Regions from separate parts of the Mus musculus genome. Here all the other regions are linked to region 2. The links are chromatin contacts, found by Hi-C or POLR2A ChIA-PET in ENCODE. All regions are on one chromosome and are shown on one strand. Each heading gives the region's core, a stretch centred on a gene start or an enhancer-like site at or near the end of the contact. The rest is flanking DNA. Distances are from core to core; before and after follow the strand shown. Region 1 holds the start of Gucd1 (guanylyl cyclase domain containing 1). Region 2 overlaps Cabin1 (calcineurin binding protein 1). Region 3 holds the start of Smarcb1 (SWI/SNF related, matrix associated, actin dependent regulator of chromatin, subfamily b, member 1).

Region 1 (2,980 bases), core at 146-2,645, 190 kb before region 2:
TGATAAGGGTAGAAGCAGCCTTGGTGTTTGTCCTGATAACAGCTTTGGCATTCAGAGCCCAAAACTGCTTTGGATATTGATGCCTTAAGCCAAGACAGTCCTCTACCTGAAACCTAGGGTCTGCTTTGGAGAAAGCCCTGACCTAGCTTCAGCTGTCTGGTTGCCACAAGAGAAAGCAGACAGACAGCTCTTCCTGGTTCTTTAACCCTCTCAGCCTGTCTGCTCACCTCAAAAGGTACTGAAAGCAGCGGTCACCTACTTCACTGGGATTTATGAAGATTAATTCTATGCTATCTATAAACACCTTAACACTGCATCTACCTCTTAGTCACCCTACACAAGTGAGCCATTATCTGCTGAGGCTAAGATAGGGGCAATGATCTAGTCAAAGTTCACAGCGGTGGCTAACTGGAGAAGTAAATATGTAATCCCAGTACAGGTCCAAGCTCAGCTCCTCCAGGTTACAACCAGAAGGAACCACTCCCTGAACGTGATGCCAACTGACACTAAAGGGTTTGGGTCCCATAACCTTTGACCCCTCCCCTGAGATGGCACCTCAACTGTTTACAGTTTATTAATATCAACTCTTGTGTGTTAAGCTCCACCATAACTTCCCGCTGTCCCCACTTCGTGAGTAAGCAAAGGGGCTCGGGTTTCCTCAGGGCAGAGGGAACCAGTAAGCGAGTAACCAAAACAGTACCAAGACAAAAAGCGCTGAGAAAAAGATGTTCCCTTTGCTGGGTGCTCCCAGGCCATTCTTTTCCCCCTCTTTCCCGCCCCTTTGCTGAGAGCTCTCAAGCCATTCTTTCCCCCTCTTTCTCGGCCTCAGGCTTTCCACAGTTCCCCGGGGAATAGGATCACCCAACGTGCTTCAAGCAGGGCTATTCGATTCTGGACAAGGTTGTGCCTTTTTGCCCCTTGGACTTTTCCACTTGACGGCTCTCAGCACTCCCTGGGCTTCAAGCCCCAGGAGACTCAGGAACGACCCTAAGTGGAGGACAGGAGATGAGAAGGAATATCCACCTAGCTAGGACCCACTAGAAGCTCCAGGCTGGGCTGAGGCCGCAGACGACCCAAGGTCGCGCGCGGCCAGACCCTGCCCGGCTCTAGGGCGGAGTCCCCCTCCGTTCCCCCGGTTGAAGGCAAGGCCCTGAAGAGAGGCACTGACCGGGCTCGAGCGGCTGCCCCGCTGCCTCTGCCTCCGTCCTCATGACCCGGATGGCGCAGGGCGCCCATGGCCCCGGCCTGGAGCTGATTGCAGCGGCGACTTCTGCTGGGCAGCGAGCGCGGCCAGTGAGCGCAGAGTTCCTCCTCCTCCGCCTCCGCCGCCGCCGCCGCCACCGCGGTTCAGAGCCGGGTAGGCGGTGGCTAGGCCGCCTCAAGCCACGCCTAATCCCTTCCAGGTCTGGGCGCTGGAAACCCGCCCCTTCCATAAGCCACGCCTCTTCCCTTCCACCCCCACTTCTCCTTCCAGAACCCGCTACCCGTAGGTCCTTCCCTGAAACGCTCCGGGGGCCCCTCCCCCTCCCCGAGCCCCGCCCCTCCCCGAGCCCCGCCCCCAAAGCCCTTCCCCTAGCGACGTGGGCTCCCCACGCTCTCCCTCCGCTAGGTCTGTTCTTCTGCAGCCTCAGATGGAAGCTCTGGTTCTCCGCAGTGCCTTATCGAGACTCCAGGGAACACTTTCCCGACTCCTTTTAGGTCTTCTTACCCAGACAAGGAATAATGAGAGTTCCCAGGGCTCAGTGCGTCCCTTACCTGCCGGTGGCCGGATCCAAAGCTTAAATCTCTAGTCCAAGCCTCACTTCCTGTCTCCCCAGAGCACTGGGCTCAAGCCCAGATCCCGCCCAATCCGCCACTACAGTACTCAGGGTTACCATGTTCCCTTGTTGGGCTCCAGGATTGGTGTTTCCGGCGGTCCCCCGGGCCCTCTCCGGTGCCGGAACTATTGTGCTAGAGCCCTGGTTTCCCCAGCCGGCTAAGTGAGAGTGAAGGGCAAGTAGGCTTAAAGGAAAGGGAGGGGCCTGCGCAAGGCATTCTGGGAGCGCGTGGTATTCGTGAGAGTCGGGCCGGTCGTTCTCTCGCCTTCGCCTTCTAACGTTTGTGCCAGAACCGGAAAAAAAATAAAGCCTGCAGTTAATTGGTGAGGAGAGGCGGCTAACGGGAGAGAGGAGGCCAGGGCTTCCCCAGGGGGTTTAGGAGCTGGAAGGGCCGCTGCGGAGGAGCTCAGCGGGGCTTGCTTAGCGGAGGGCGGGAAGCCAGGGCCTATCCAAAGCTCATCTCCCGAACCCTTGAACAGTTATTAATTTACGCCTAGTCTGCACGTTCGGTGCCTTCTCAGGTCACCGATTTCCGAAGCTTACGGGCAGTCATTTCTTGCTAATTACCTCCTTTCCTTTTGGATCATCATTTACAACGTCCCTTTCATCCCTGCCTCCACTCCCATTCCTGCAGTGGCCCTCTTTTCCACGCTGCTGCAGAAGTTTAATCAAGTTGCCGTGCTATATGTTCGATCCACTTTGTAGATGCTACTCTTTTTTTTTTGAACCTTTGGCTATCATCCTGCAGTGTTTCCCTACCATTTTCAGCATGGAAACCCACACTCCTAAAGTTGAAAGCCGTGGTTCCTCACCGAGAGAGAGAGACTGTGTTTAGCATCCTTACAGTCTTCTCATGCAAATAAATGGTGTGCTCCGGTTTTGAGTCGTTTCCAATCTCAGCATTTTAAAAGCCCTGTGCATAGTCTTTGTCTTGTAGTGAGACTTAAAGTCGAGCGTTTACCCTATTTCTCTGCTTGATGAACATTTCCTATTTATAGCACCGTAGCCTTGACAGTTTTGGTCTGCTTTTTGGTGGGGATTCAAAACGCTGGATTGAAAAGCGCAAGCTCTTTTTCCTAGCTTCCTTGGGGCTCAGGTCTATATGTACTATTAGGTTCTGTAGCCTTTATCCAAATGTGGTGGCTGACTACTTGGGATATTTC
Region 2 (3,381 bases), core at 283-2,782:
ATTCCTAATTGTTACAGAGACTAGGTACGATTTATCAGTAATGCCACACACTAACCATCAGACATTTTATTCTGAATAGTTTTGCTGAGCCACACTGCAGTGGGTTACGGGTGCCCTTTCTTAACCAGTGCCCAATCACTGACCTCAAGCCAAGAGAGAGACTTGCAGAGGAACACTGAGAACTAGCTCTGACCTCCAATACCTGCTCTGCTGCTCTGGCCATGAGACGGAGGTGTCAACACGTAGCACAGTAGAGACGGCTGTCAGGTCCACAGCCCAGTGAGTGATAGCTCCTAAGTTCAGCTGGCCAGATGTAATAAAAACAGAGGATTTGGGCCACAGAAGAGACCAAAGCTGGAATTGTCTTACTTGATAAAAAGCTCTTCCTTACTTTCAGGGTCAGGCATGGGGCTTCCTAAGTCCTGAGTGAGGGATAAAGGCCAGGCCTGCTACACTCAGAAGAAACTCCATCTTGGGTCTCCACTGTAAGGGACCACTGCTCCCTCTGCAGGACTGATAGCCCATTGCTGTCTCCGTAGAAAGAGAATATTGAGAAATGGTGACCATTATTAATTACACTTACAGTAATCATATAAAAAGTCAGTATAATGGATACATGGGGGAGAACCACAGCATTACAGAGGCCAGAGGACAATGCTTTCATCAGTCATCTCCTCCATCTACATGAGGACTCCAGGCACAGGCCTCAGGGAACAGGCTTGCTTAGCGAGTGCCTTTACCTGCTCTATCTTGCTAGCCCTTGTTGAAGAACTTTGAACTAAAGGGTCTTTGGTGCACATTCCAATCTCATATCTGCTACTGACATGCTAGACAAACATGGCTGAGTAAGTCTACTGCCTTAGGGCTCCCATTTCATGTTTCTTAACACAAGCATCCTTATTCCTGAACATGGGATCTCCACAGGCTCTACCCCCTCACACACGCTAATGACAGCATAATGACCTATCCCATCCCACAGCATTCGCACTGGCCTAGACAGAAACATGAATAGCTTGGGCAATGCCAGAGAGGCCTGAAAGTCTCCAGAAGATGGCAGCCATGCCCTTGCTGTTAGCATCCCCAAGAGAGCCAGGCCAGGGCCAGCTCATCTCAGGCAACAGGAAACACGCTGTGGGGACTGCAGACTGAGAAGCATAGCCAACCAACACTGAGCTTCAGGAAAGCATCCAGGCTTTGCCAGGATGATCTCACCACTGGCACAATGCCTCACTAGCTCACTGGCTCTCAAGCTGTTAGGCTCGCAGCCTAAAGGAATTGCCAGTTTGGTGGAATCCCAGCTGTGATCATTGTAAAAACAGAGGATTGACTTGAGCAAATGGGTATTTACTCCTAATGAGCTAATGCCTGCGCAATGCTTCAACACGAGGGGACCACGGATCCACAAGCAACATGGGGAAGACAGCCAGACTATAACGGGAATGCTGTGGGCAAGAAGAGATGATGGAACGGAGGGTTGTGCTCCACTGAAAAGCAACACCCCGCAGAGAGAACACTCTTAAGCCTCTTAAAATGCCATGAGAGGCACAGCAGCCACAGGGGAGGGGCCAGGCTGGACAGCCTGGGGATGCACTTCCCCAACCTCTCACATGCGTGAGAAGCTCTGAGAGCTGGCAGAGCTCAGGCTGCCACCGCTACTGAGGATGTTGTGGTAGCTCCAGTTCTCTCCTCAGGGATGAACACAGTATAAAGCAGCCCTAATAAAAGCACAGCTAATGGAGCCAGAATCACCACAGTCCTGTGGCAACACCTAAAGGTCACAGTGCTGGACAGTGCCGGGGGTTAAAGGTTGTACACAACAAAGACTAGGAAGCCGGAGCCAGCAGGGCAGGCTGCTGCCTGCTCGTGGGATGCTGGGGGCTTACATGTATTAGAAATAGAAGACGGCAATGGCCATCGACATAGGTCAGTAGATGTAGGCCAGTCATTAGGATTTCTATCTGGCATGCATAAAGCCCTAGGCTCAATTCTCAGCACCACATAAACTAGTAACTCCCATACCCACTAGGAGAGGCAAGAGCATCAGAAACTAGCCAAGTCATCCTTGGCTAGAAAGAGGGTAAGTATCTTCTCCTGTCCTGCTTCTTCCAAGACTAAAGGCATGAAAGACTTGTATTTTTTAAATTATGTGTAGAGGCCAGAGTGTTGAATCCCCTGAAGCTGGAGCTAGAGGAGGTTGTGAGCCATGTAACACGGGTGCTGAGGATTGATCTAAGTCCCCTGGAAGAAAGGCAAGTGCTCTTATTCTCTGAGCCATCTTCTCCAGGCCCAAGATTAGAAACTTTAAATTGCAACTTCTTTTCTCTTCATTGTATACATGTGAATGCAATGCGAGCATTGTGTGTACGTGGAAGGTCCCTCAGGCATAGTATGTGTCTTTTCCTAATGAGCCCTCCCTCTGTCTTGCTACCCCATCCCCCTCCTCCTTCTCCTCCTTTGCAGTAAGAACGTTACTACACAGCCCTGGGCCTTGGGATCCTCCTACTTCAGGCTCTTGATTTCTGGGATTGCAGGCAAGTGTCACCACACTCAGCAAAGGTGAATTTCTTCAAATAAGATACGTTAAGAGGTTGCAAAGTTCAGGATTTTGTTTTTCTCTGTTCCTGCAGGTCTGGTGAGTATGAAATGGTGGGTAAGATAATCCTGATTACAAAGTCCAAGAAGACACACATGGTTCCACATCAAGTACCCAACTGGCCAGAGGAAGCCAAGTTTCCCTTCTTTCAGAGCCATAGGGTAAAGACGAATGAAAAACTCTTAGAAGATACCCAGAAGCCTAGCCTGTGGTATACAACTATAATCCCTGCACTCAGGAAGCTAAGGCAGGAGCCAGCCTGCGCTACCTGTCAGGATCTGACTTTAAAATATAAATAGATAAGTAGGTTGCTGTAGTGTGCATGCATACAGAGCCTCCCCATCCCCTCTCCCAGGGAGCCATATCTTCTCTGGCACAGCTGACTGAGGACCTTGAGGAGGCAAACAGACAAAGATAAGAGAGAAAGTGTGCCAGGCACATTTCGCAATATGATAAAAGTACCCTCTTTCTGCGACCAGCTAATGAAGGATGGCTCAGGGGCTGGATGAAATCAGACAAACAACAGAGCCTAGTAGCTCTCCCACAACAGAAGGCCAGCCTTAGACTCTAAAGTCGGATCAGTTAGTTAGGAGTAACAAGGAAAACTGTGTGAAGCCTGGGGCAGCCTCTCCTCCTCCTCCTCCTCCTCCTCCTCCTCCTCCTCCTCCTCCTCCTCCTCCTCCTCCTCCTCCTCCTCCTCCTCCTCCAGAAGCCATGCCCTTGAGGCTTACCAGTGGGGCAGAAGGAAAAAAGATGCTACTGACCACACTGACTCCCAGAAGGCCCTC
Region 3 (2,933 bases), core at 372-2,871, 220 kb after region 2:
GTAATGAGATTTGATGCTCTCTTCTGGGGTGTCTGAAGACCGCTACAGTGTACTCATAGACATAAAATAAATAAATAAATAAATAAATCGAAAAGAAAAGAAAAGAAAAGAAAAGGAAGGAAGAAAGAAAGAGAGGAGGGGAGGAGAGACATAAACTGGTTGGGGGTTGCCCTTAGATGGAATGAAGTTAGTTTGAGATAGACAATCTGCACCAAAAAAAAAAAAAAAAAAAAAAAAGGTAGAAAGAAAGAAATTTCAGCTGAGCAGTGGTGGCACACGCCTTTAATCCCAGCACTCAGGAGGCAGAGGCAGGCACATTTCTGCCAGCCTGGTCTACAGAGTGAGTTCCAGGACAGCCAGGGCTACACAGAGAAACTGTCTCGAAGAAGAAAAAGAAAAGAAAAACAAAAAAAACAAAAAAACACAAAGATTTGGCTGGTCTCTAGGGTTAATTGAAGGGATTTTCTAAGGTTGTGGTTCTCAACCTTCCTAATGCTGTGACCCTTTAATACAGTTTCTCATGTTGTAATGACCCCCTCCACCATAAACTTTTTTCGTTGCTACTTCATAACTCTAATTTTTGCTACAGTTACGAATCATAATGTAAATACCTAATATGCAGGATCTTTGATATGCGACCCCTGTGAAAAGGGTAGTGGCTGGCGCACAGGTGCGATCCTAAGGAACCCTGTCCACCTGACTGCACAGAAGCTGTCTCTTCTAGCTCTGGGTTCTGGGTTAGCGACCCTTCAGATTTATCCCCTATAAAAACTCAAAATTAGTTCACTGATCTCCAAAACGTTAGTGCTTCCGACCTCAGGGCCTCAATCCACTCAAAAGCAAACATGTCCAATCACTTTCTAAACATCATAAAAGCTCTCTGCAGTCCACCTCGCAAGCAACAACACAAAGGGGAAGAGGCTTTCCTAAGCTTCGGGCTTACAAGTAGAGATTTCGAGACCGGGGCAGTGGGGTGCACGAGAGCTGCCAAAGGGTTCAAGGGCAGTGTTGCACCTCCACTTCCAAGCGCCCAGGGGCTTCCCGAACATCCTTTCCCCATCTGCCTAGAGTGTACCGGCTCGACGCTCTAAGCTAGGACAGATGCTTAGGGTCTGAACAACGTTAAGTGGGTAAAGAAAACCCAGGACGGTCCAGGCGGGACCGGCCACGCCCACCAGGCCACGCCCCAGCTGCGAGCACGCGCCCGCCTCCGCGATGAATGGAGGCGCGCTCTCGGGGAGCACTAGCCCGCCCCGGGACTCGAGCCGGCCAGCCGCTGCCCGGGAAGCCGAGAACGCGCCGCGGGCTACCTCGGAGCCGATCATGTAGAACTCCCCGTCGTCCTCCAGCTGAAACTTGACGGGCTTCTGCCCGAAGGTCTTGCTCAACGCCATCATCATCATGGCGGCGGGGGAAACCGGCAGCCGGGGTCGAGCTGGAAAGAATCCGGTGGGCTAGGGCGGGGCCGAGGCGCGTCGGACCGAAAGGAACGGAGGCCTGGAGGTGAAGGTCGGGCAGGGCAAGCCGGGCGAACCGGGCGAGCGCTCGTGTCACTACTGGGCTCCTTGGCCGTCTCTGCAACGAGCAGGCCGCCCTCGGTGCGCATGCGTGGAGAAGCTGACGCTAACGTGCGCGCCGCAGCCTGCGCGACTCAAGGCCGAGCGCGTTCCCGCAAGCCCTTAAAGGGACCCGAGTTCTTTTTTGCTTCCTAGGCTTCCTCCCTGGGCGGGTAAGGAGGAAAACCTCTCAGCGACCGAAATAGCCACTGAGGCCCTGACTCAGGCGGTAGCTTTCCTAGTCGCATAGCCAGAGCTGGCACTCCGCCCCGGGATGAAGGAAAAAAATGAGACGTTAAGCGAGGAGAAGGACCGCTCTATCTGGAAGCCCGAGGGAAGCTGGGTGGGCATGGCGACCCCACGCTAGCGCCTCAGGTTTTCCACCCGAAAGTGCGTTAGGAATAGCTAGCTATCCACTCCAGGCCAACAGCAGTTCCCGAGGCAGTAGGGATGGGAAGAATGACAATACTGGATGGAGGTTGGTACTATTCAAAGATCTAGGTGATGTGCCAGATGAACGGGAGGAGGCACTTGCATTCCTTCCTTACCTCTGCAAGCTTGGTGCCCACAAGCCCAGCCCTGGTCTGTGCCTCTGCCCGCCTTGGGGCATAACAGCCCCGAGAGAAGACAGTGCTTCTGGAACGTGTCCAAGCAGTCCACCCCCTGTTGAACAGAGCCGTGACTCCAAAATGTTTAATGTTTATTGTAGCACTATTACAGGAGCTTAAGTTATAGCCTAGCCTAGGTAGCTATTCAACAATAGAGGAATGGATGAAGAAAATGTAGTCTAGGCTGGGTGTGGTGGTGCAAGCTTTTAGCTTCAGTTCCAAGACAGTCAGGGATATGTTGAGCAACTCTGTCCCAGAAAACAAAAAAGAGTGTGAAATGTGTGTACATGTGTTTTTTGTTTTTCAGCCACAAAAGTGAAATTACATTGTTTTCAGGAAAATGGATGCAACTAAGATATCATATTAAACAAATCAGGCCAGTCTCAGAAAGACAAATACGTTTTCTCTCATTTGTGCTTTCTAGATTTTCCTTAGATACATAAAATATGTATTCCACAGAACATTAAAGTAAAAGTGACATTGTGTATGGGAGCAAAGGGACTAACAACCTAGTGTAGGGGAGGTGGGGGCATGGTGGGATGTGCAAAATACAAACACTTCTCTGAAAGCAGCAGGACAAACAGTGGCCAGCTTCATAAGGGTCAGTCTAATGAGACTGCAATTGTGACTGGGGTCATGATGAAGGAGATGTTAAAGAACTAGGAAAGGCTGTGGTAACCAGGAGTTTGCCCACTGATCTCACAGCCATGGGAACCAGAGGGTTAAGGGCCAGGGGTGGCTCACACTTTTAATCCCAGAACTCCAGAGT

The links. A loop is a pair of places that touch in the nucleus more often than their neighbours do. ChIA-PET counts read pairs that join two places held with the same protein, here RNA polymerase II (POLR2A).
Region 1: a loop to region 2 is called in a map of left cerebral cortex, with 2.7 times the contacts of the local background. The contact joins the promoter of Gucd1 here to the enhancer-like site in region 2. A Hi-C loop is called at or near these places in 1 of 37 maps with a recorded cell type or tissue (left cerebral cortex).
Region 3: POLR2A ChIA-PET joins it to region 2 with 18 read pairs in Patski. The contact joins the promoter of Smarcb1 here to the enhancer-like site in region 2. POLR2A ChIA-PET finds 5 or more read pairs at or near these places in 2 of 5 experiments (Patski and embryonic stem cell).

Annotation. Positions count from the first base shown.
Region 1 is chr10:75,515,986-75,518,965 of GRCm38, forward strand. It overlaps Gucd1 (guanylyl cyclase domain containing 1), which reads right to left and starts at 1,396. Exons shown (of 6, transcript NM_175133.2): 1 at 1,169-1,396. The coding sequence starts at 1,211. Snrpd3 (small nuclear ribonucleoprotein D3) reads left to right here and starts at 2,057. Exons shown (of 4, transcript NM_026095.4): 1 at 2,057-2,140.
Region 2 is chr10:75,703,215-75,706,595 of GRCm38, forward strand. All of the region lies in intron 26 of Cabin1 (calcineurin binding protein 1), which reads right to left. The region is part of intron 2 of Gm40696 (a long non-coding RNA gene); the gene reads left to right. Among named protein-coding and RNA genes, the nearest start is that of Gm40696, 7.8 kb to the left of the region's middle. Within about 2 kb of position 1,533, at least 2 of the 3 ENCODE cell types and tissues checked have a DNase peak (open chromatin) inside an H3K27ac peak, as active enhancers do; they include left cerebral cortex, where a contact is called at or near this core.
Region 3 is chr10:75,919,993-75,922,925 of GRCm38, forward strand. It overlaps Smarcb1 (SWI/SNF related, matrix associated, actin dependent regulator of chromatin, subfamily b, member 1), which reads right to left and starts at 1,622. Exons shown (of 9, transcript NM_011418.2): 1 at 1,311-1,622. The coding sequence starts at 1,403.